Regions from separate parts of the Homo sapiens genome. Here regions 1 and 2 are each linked to region 3. The links are chromatin loops, found by intact Hi-C in ENCODE. Cell type or tissue: PC-3. All regions are shown on one strand.

Region 1 (2,500 bases), 340 kb before region 3:
AGACATGCACCACCACGCTCTGCTAATTTTTGTATTTTTTGTAGAGATTGGGTTTCACCATCTTGCCCAGACTGGTCTCAAACTCCTGAGCTCGAGTGATCCACCCACCTTGGCCCCTCAAAGTACTGGGATTACAGGCATGAGCCACTGGGCCCAGTCGAGGGTGGTATAGTTTTTAAGGTAATTGAAATTGCATAGTTTTTGTATTCCATTAAACAAGCCATAATGCTGGCTGGGTGCAGTGGCTCACGCCTGTAATCCCAACACTTTGGGAGGCTGAGGCAGGCAGATCACTTGAGCTCAGGAGTTCAAGACCAGCCTGGGCAACATGGAGAAACCTTGTCTCTACAAAAATACAAAAGTTAGCCAGGCATGGTGATGCACAACTGTATCCCAGCTACTCAGGAGGCTGAGGTAGGAGAATCACTTGAGCCCAGAGAGGTCAAGGCTGCAATGAGCTGTGATTGCACCACTGCACTCCAGCCTGGGTGACAGAGTGAGATCCTGTCTCAAAAAAAATAAAACAGATGTAATGCTTACCTAATTCATAGTTTAATGATACAAATTACTAGTAGTTTGAAATACATTAAACTAGTCTTTGAATAAAAGTATACACACGTTAGTGCTAAATGCCATTTTGAACATCTCTAGAAATTCAATAAACTCTCAAAAGTTAACCAAGGAAGTGTTCACAAGTTGTTGTAATGTGTGTCAGTATAGCTTGCAGGGAAGGAACTCATGAAGCAGGCCCAGTACTTTGATTCTTTGAATGCATGGACATATAGTACAGTATTGGTCTGTTACATTTTAACAGTAACTTTGTATTAACTAGTAACTTTGCCAAGCATAAGGAAATGGATTCAAATTTTACTGAAAGTGGTATTACTTAATCAAACGTGCAGATTGTGTTTGTAGTAAGCTTATAAATATAACAGGGCTAATAGCCTCTTTGTTATTAAGAATTAATAATCAAGTGTCCTTCCTCCTCTGGACAACTATTTAAAAAAAAAAAAAAGAAAGAAAAGTAGAATGTCAGATTATTATTTGATGGCAGTTTTTGAAACAGTGTCCTAAATTGTGTGACTGTAAATGGGAGTCAGACATACTCAACTGTGTTTGATCCGTGTCTTTATAGGGAATATGCACAGAAAGACTAGTCCAAGATGTTTTCTGTGACTGGTTCGTAGTGACTTCCATAAGTTATTATCAAGAGAAGTTAGAATTTAGCAAAGCAGCAGGGAATATCTATTTGCATTATCGTTGTTTGAGGATTATGTCATTGGGTGTGCCTTCCTGAGCTGAAGCAGCATTCTACTGCATTGCAGTATTCCCAGGGCAGAGCTGGAGCGCTCACCACACAGCGGTGACTCATCTCTTGGAATGGCACCTAGTTCCCCTAACCCGGTTTGCATTAGGAAGTGTAGGCCACATGCTCATATGCTGTGTCCGGACTGCGCAATTTCTGTGTGATTTTATTTGTATCAATGATGACTCTTTATGGGGGGTAGAAATGATTCAGAGTTAACAAGCCATATTTTTAGTTGCGTCAGTGATTTCCTTTGATCATTATAGAATGTTAATTTTATTTTCTGTATATTGTTTCGGTGTTATTTTGATGGCATATTTTATATAAATGGTAGAACAATATGGAAAATTCAGAAAATTGAGGGAGAAAATCATCGCAGTACTTTGACAGCTGTTTCAGTTTGGAGATAGTTCTTTATTCTCTATGCTTACATTTTACAGGTTGTAATCGTGTGTGGCTGCTTTCAGGCAGTGTGATTTCTCTTGTGGTCTAGCTACATTTGAGTGGTTAGAAAAATTGGTTGCTTTCTTTAGTTTTTTTAATAGTCGTTTTAAAAAATAGCAAGTATCTGGCATACTAGAATGTTCTGCCGCCTACTCCTTCCTCTTCCTAAAATTATATCCAAATATACCCAAAACAATAATTTGGAAGAATTATTGTCTCTCGATAGATACACTAATTTTTTTTTTTTTTTTGAGATCAATCTCAGCTCACTGCAACCTCCACCTCCCAGGTTGAAGCAATTCTCTTACCCCAACCTCCCAAATAACTGAAATTACAGGTGCCAACCACCACACCCAGCTAATTTTTTTAATTTTTAGTAGGTATAGGGTTTCACCATGTTGGCCAGGCTGGTATTGAACTCCTGACTTGAAGTGATCTGCCCGCCTCGGCCTCCCAAAGTGCTGAGATTACAGGCATGAGCCACCGCGCCTGGCCAGATAGACTAATATTTTATACTCTTTAGTGTGAATTTTGTATTTGTCTCATCTTAAAACTAAGGAAGCAGGGGTTGGGCGCAATGACTCATGCCTGTAGTGCCAGGCCGAGGCATGAGGATCTCTTGAGCCCCAGGAGTTTGACACCAGCCTGAGCAACATAGAGAGACCCCATCTCTAAAAAATGTTTTAAAAATCCACTGAAGGTGGTGGCATGAGCGTGGGGTCCCAGCTCTTTGGGAGGCTGAGGCAGGAG
Region 2 (2,500 bases), 93 kb before region 3:
TAGTTGGCTCCTAGCTGCCACCACAATTGGCATCAAGGCGTTAGCCAGCAGAAACTGGAGAATGAGTGTGCATTTGTTTTGTGCTAATGGGAGAATAGGAAGCCTGCAGCCCTCGCGTTGGGTCGCTTTCTAGGGGTGCGGCTTTGTAGGGACCAGCTGGCGGAAGCAGCGTGTCCCTCAACATCAGGCTCTGGCAGCCTGGTGGCTGCGCCACCTCTGCGTCTCAGCAGCCGCCCTCCCCTGGGAGTGATGGAAAGCAGCCGAGTCCTCTGGGGCCTCACACTCAGTGAGAGGAAGTCTAAGGAAGGGTGCTGTCCCTCATGGCCGTCAGAAGCCACCTGCAGCCACTAAGTATGTAAATTGGGGCCAGTCCAACCTGAAAAGTGCCATAACGTGTCAACCACACAGCACACCTCAAAGGCTTCTTACCAAAAAAGTCATTAGTAATTTTTATATTGCTGAATATTATATGAAACATCTTCAGTTAAAATATTAAAATTGGCCAGGTGCGGTGGCTCACGCCTGTAATCCCAGCACTTTGGGAGGCCAAGGCAGGTGGATCACGAGGTCAGGAGGTCTTCAAGACCATCCTAACAGTGAAACCCCATCTCTACTAAAACTACAAAAAGTTAGCTGGGCGTGGTGGCAGGCGCCTGTAGTCCAAGGTACTTGGGAGGCTGAGGCAGGAGAATCACTTGAACCCAGGAGGTGGAGCTTGCAGTGAGCCAAGATCGTGCCACTGCACTCCAGCCTGGACAACAAAGTGAGACTCCGTCTCAAAAAAAAAAAAAAAAAAGAAAATATTAAAATTAATGTCACTTGTTTTTATTATCTATCTTTTCATTTTTTGAGACAGGGTCTTGCTCTATCCCCCAGGCTGGAGTGCAGTGGATCGCGGCTCATTGCACCCTGCATCTCCTGGGCTCAAGCCATCCTCCTGCCACACAGCCTCCTGAGTAGCTGGGATGACAGCCGTGCGCCACCACACCCGGCTAATTTTGTATTAGTAGAGATGGAGTTTCACCATGTTGGCCAGGCTGGTCTCAGACTCCTGGGCTCAAGTAATCTCCCCACCTCAGCCTCCCACAGGGCTGGCTGTCACTTGTTTTTAAGTTGTTAAACGTGCTCCCGGGAAGCTAAACTTAACACAGGACTGGTAGAGACACCACCTTCCTGTGGGTGGGGCTGCCTCCTACCTGGAGCAGCACTCACCTCCACCTGGCACTCCGTGAAAGGGGAGGGAGACTCTGTGGCTGCCAGATGAGGGTGGCCCCTCTCCGTCTGTCCCCAGGCTGGGTCACCACCACTTTCTCCCTCTGCCAGGAGTAGATGACTTTTCTGTTGCCGGGGGGAAGGGAGGTGCCTCCTGGTTCTGGAGATTTGTCACTTCCTGGACACCACATAGCTTGTGGAAAGCACTTTCTTAGGGTGCGCGTGGTGATGAAGGCAGAGTGTCCTGTGTGAGAGGCTTCCTTCCTCCAGACTGTCTGCGGCAGAAGTGGGGTCAGGAACCTGCTGCCCAGCTTTCCTCCACAGGCTTGATGTGTTTGAGCCAGAAGTATGGGGCGTTTGCGGGGTCCTCCACAAGTACAAACAGGGTTCTGTCCCTTTTCAGGGGTCCCAGAGGAAAAGCACTCCTATAGACTCTGAGCAGGGGCAGCTGCCACATTCCGTTTGCTTCCTGAGCTTGTCTAGGTGAACAGATTTCAGGTGGAAGGTAAGAAACGGGATGAAATGACTTGAGCGGGACAGCTTGCTTCCAGGCTTCCGGCAGCAGGGCGTGGGCGAGGCTGAAGGGCAGTTTCCGATTGTCACCTTCATTTGTGTCCACACAAGTCCAATATGTGAGAAGGTAGCAATGTCAGCTTGAGTTAAAGGCTTGTCATTTGTAAACAGTACTCATCAGCTGAAGCCTTCTTCCATGACAGCTAAGTTGTATTCCCAGAGCTGAAAATGTGCACCTTTGGGGCTGCACTGTCGCCATCTTAATGTTCTTCATAAATGAACGCCACACTTTGATGTAATGTAATTGCTGCTCAATAGTAAATGCAAAGAAATGGAAGTACTCTTTGCTGTGTAGGAGGTTAAACCCTCTTAGGTTTACCCAAGGTCACACCAGTATTGTAAAATCTGGGTGAGATTCCCCGCCCCCGCCCCCGACAGTGAGCCTCTCAGCAGGAGCCGCCCTAAAGAGCCAGATGCCCCCCACCATTCTTCCTGCTGGCCCTGGTGGGTTGGCCCCCACATCCCTTCTCCACACCCAGCTGCAGCCTCACGGCAAGACTACTTTGTTCTGGGGCTCCCCCGACCTCGGCCTGGGCCCTGCTGTCTCTACCTGTGGGGCCTACACATGTGGACAGCTACAGCCAGGGGGTGCCACGGTCACACCACCCAACAAAGCAAGAACCCCCCAGCAGAGAATGCCCTTTCAAAGGTGCCACTGAACTCTATCCTTGGAGACAACCCCTGGCTCCGAGGGACTGGGTGTGCGGTCCAGAAC
Region 3 (2,500 bases):
AACGTGCTGAGATGATAGGTGTAAGCCACTGCGCCTGGCCTTCTACTGCTCTTTCCTACATCTAACAAAGACTTTGGGCCTGGCGCGGTGGCTCCGCCCAAAATCCCGGCACTTTGGGAGGCTGAGGCGAGCAAATCACCTGAGGTCAGGAGTTCAAGATCAGTCTTGCCAACGTGGTGAAACCCCGTCTCTACTAAAAATACAAAAATTAGCTGGGCTTGGTGGTGGGCGCTTGTAATCCCAGTTACTTGGGAGGCTGAGGCAGGAGAATTGCTTGAACCTAGGAGGCAGAGGTTGCAGTGAGCCAAGATCACGCCATTGCACTCCTGCCTGGGTGGCAAGAGCGAAACTCCATCTCAAAAACAAAATAAAAAAGACTTTTGAGACTTTGTCAAAACTTCGCAATAATGTACGTGCTTCCAGGCCAAGGCAGGTGGATCACTTGAGGTCACGACTTCAAGACCAGGCTGGCCAACATGGTGAAACCCCATCTCTACTAAAAAGACAAAATTAGCCGGGCGTGGTGGTGAATGCCTGTAATCCCAGCTACTCAGGAGGCTGAGGCAGGAGAATCACTTGAACCCGGGAGGCGGAGGTTGCAGTGAGCCGAGCCAAGATCGCGCCATTGCGCTCCAGCCTGGGCAACAAGAGGGAAACTCCGTCTTAAAAAAAAAAAAAAAAAAAAAAAAAAAGGTCTTCAGAGTGACTTTAGTCCATTATGACTGGCGTCTACACAAAAGGGGCGATTTGGACATAGGGACACACAGGGAGAACAGTATGTGAAGATGCAGGCAGAGATCAGAGTGAAGCTTCTACAAGCGAAGGAAGGCCAAAGTTGGCCCGAAATCCACCAGAAGCCAGGAGACAGCCTGGGGCGGTCTCCGTGGGAGCCTCCGAAGGAAGCGACCTTCCCGACACCCTGACTTTGGACGTCTGCCTACTAGAACTGTGAGGCCATATATTCTGTTGTGTGGCCACCTACCTTATAATACTCTGCTGTGGCCGACCTGGGAAACTAACACAGCGGGTCGTTACTGTCAGACCAAAGGTTCCAACTTATAAACAGAATGAAACATTTCGTAAGTTGAGTTTAAAGAAAATGGATTATTTAAAATGCACATGGGCCCCCCGCCCCACATTAAAAAAACAAAAAACAAATACAAGGCGGAGGTTGCAGTGAGCCGAAATCGCGCCACTGCGCTCCAGTCTGGGCGACAAGAGCGAGACTCCGTCTCAAAAACAAAAACAAAAGCAAGAAAACAAGCCCGAATGGTATTCTCTACCACTTAATTCTGAAAGTATGTAGATTCGTGTTTTCGTCACTCAGAGAATGAAAATTAGCGTTTGTTTGTCTAAGAGCTCTAAGACGGGGTGAGAAGTGGAGGAAGAGGTCCAGAGGAGGAAAGAAAACTGCTCGCCCGCGCCCGCCCTGCAGCTGCACGTGGGTCGCCCTAAGCCTGGGTTCGGAGCTGATGGCGCAGGTCCCAGGTGCCCTCTAGCGGCTGACGTCAGTCACGGCGCCCCGGCCCCGGCGCGCCCCGTCCACTCTGCCCACTCGGGACGCGTGGCTTGAAGTCCCGGGAATGCCACGGTTGCACCCACAAGGGTCGATCAACTCGGCTTCCTTCAGGAGACCTGGACTGACCACCCGCTGTGTGCCAAGCACTGTTTAGGTGCTGGTAAAATAGAGCCCACTGCTCCTGGAGTTCGCTCTAGCGGTGGGAGGCCGACGATTAGCAGCGGGAATAAGCGATGGAGGGGGGTCGGGCCGGGAACCGCAGGGATCCTGGGTGCGGGTTGCGATTGCAAATGGGGGCATCGGGTAAACCTCGCTGAGTAAGTGACATTTAAGCAGCGACCACGACGAGGAGGAGGAGCTTTGACATTGTCTGCAGGAAAAGTGGTCCAGGAAGAGGAACAGAAGCGCAAAAGCCCCAGCACAGGAGCAAGGGCCAGGGAGGAGGCGGAGGGGCTGCCGCGGAGGGAGCCGGGCAGGGGTGCAGGAGGGCAGAGGGGAAAGGCGCAGGTCCGGTGGTGTCTTTCAACGGGATGTTACCCTGGGCGTAGGGTTGTCAGATACAGCACATGTATTCTTTTAGTATAAGTATGTCCCAAATATGGCGTGGGACATACTTACACTAAAAAAAGTTTCATTGTCCTTTTGCAATTCAATTTTAACCCGGCATCTTGATCTATATTTGCTAAATTTGGCAGGCCTGTTAGGGCTGCAACAAAAGGAGAGAGTGTGAGCAGAGAAATGACTTGATCTGACTGTTTTAAACCCATGTGACTCTTACCTATTGCTATGCCAGAGAGTGTGCTAGGTTCTGGGCATTCATTCAGCTGTAAGCAAAATGGACAGGATGCCTGCACCCCCACCAGTGCTCTGTGAGAGGGCTTTACCCCTTTGGCCTGCTCATCTATCCTTGTCCTTTGGACACAGTAAAGTGCTCCAGACTTCAGGACGCTTGCCCAGCCTCCCAGCACACCACCTAATCTT

What was found. A loop is a pair of places that touch in the nucleus more often than their neighbours do. Peaks named below come from ENCODE experiments on the same cell type or tissue, not always from the same donor. Only the 100,000 strongest peaks of a DNase experiment are listed, where the experiment ranks them.
Region 1: it touches region 3 in a loop (6-fold over the local background); 53 of 110 quality-filtered maps call a loop at or near these places.
Region 2: it touches region 3 in a loop (4-fold over the local background); 102 of 110 quality-filtered maps call a loop at or near these places.

The regions. Positions count from the first base shown.
Region 1 is chr14:101,971,215-101,973,714 of GRCh38, forward strand. The region is part of intron 1 of DYNC1H1 (dynein cytoplasmic 1 heavy chain 1); the gene reads left to right. Among named protein-coding and RNA genes, the nearest start is that of DYNC1H1, 7.9 kb to the left of the region's middle. In PC-3, no CTCF peak of the experiment used is centred here; a DNase peak (open chromatin) is centred at 1,377; H3K4me3 peaks cover 2,252 bases; H3K27ac peaks cover 2,500 bases.
Region 2 is chr14:102,219,942-102,222,441 of GRCh38, forward strand. It overlaps a transcript of WDR20 not described here and a transcript of MOK not described here. Among named protein-coding and RNA genes, the nearest start is that of WDR20, 81 kb to the left of the region's middle. In PC-3, a CTCF peak has its summit at 1,157; a DNase peak (open chromatin) is centred at 1,300; H3K27ac peaks cover 1,274 bases.
Region 3 is chr14:102,312,875-102,315,374 of GRCh38, forward strand. No RefSeq gene overlaps it. Among named protein-coding and RNA genes, the nearest start is that of TRI-AAT5-4, 3.0 kb to the right of the region's middle. RefSeq lists enhancers at 1,309-1,809, 1,703-1,782. In PC-3, a CTCF peak has its summit at 1,537 (motif pointing left); a DNase peak (open chromatin) is centred at 1,457; H3K4me3 peaks cover 1,017 bases; H3K27ac peaks cover 1,787 bases.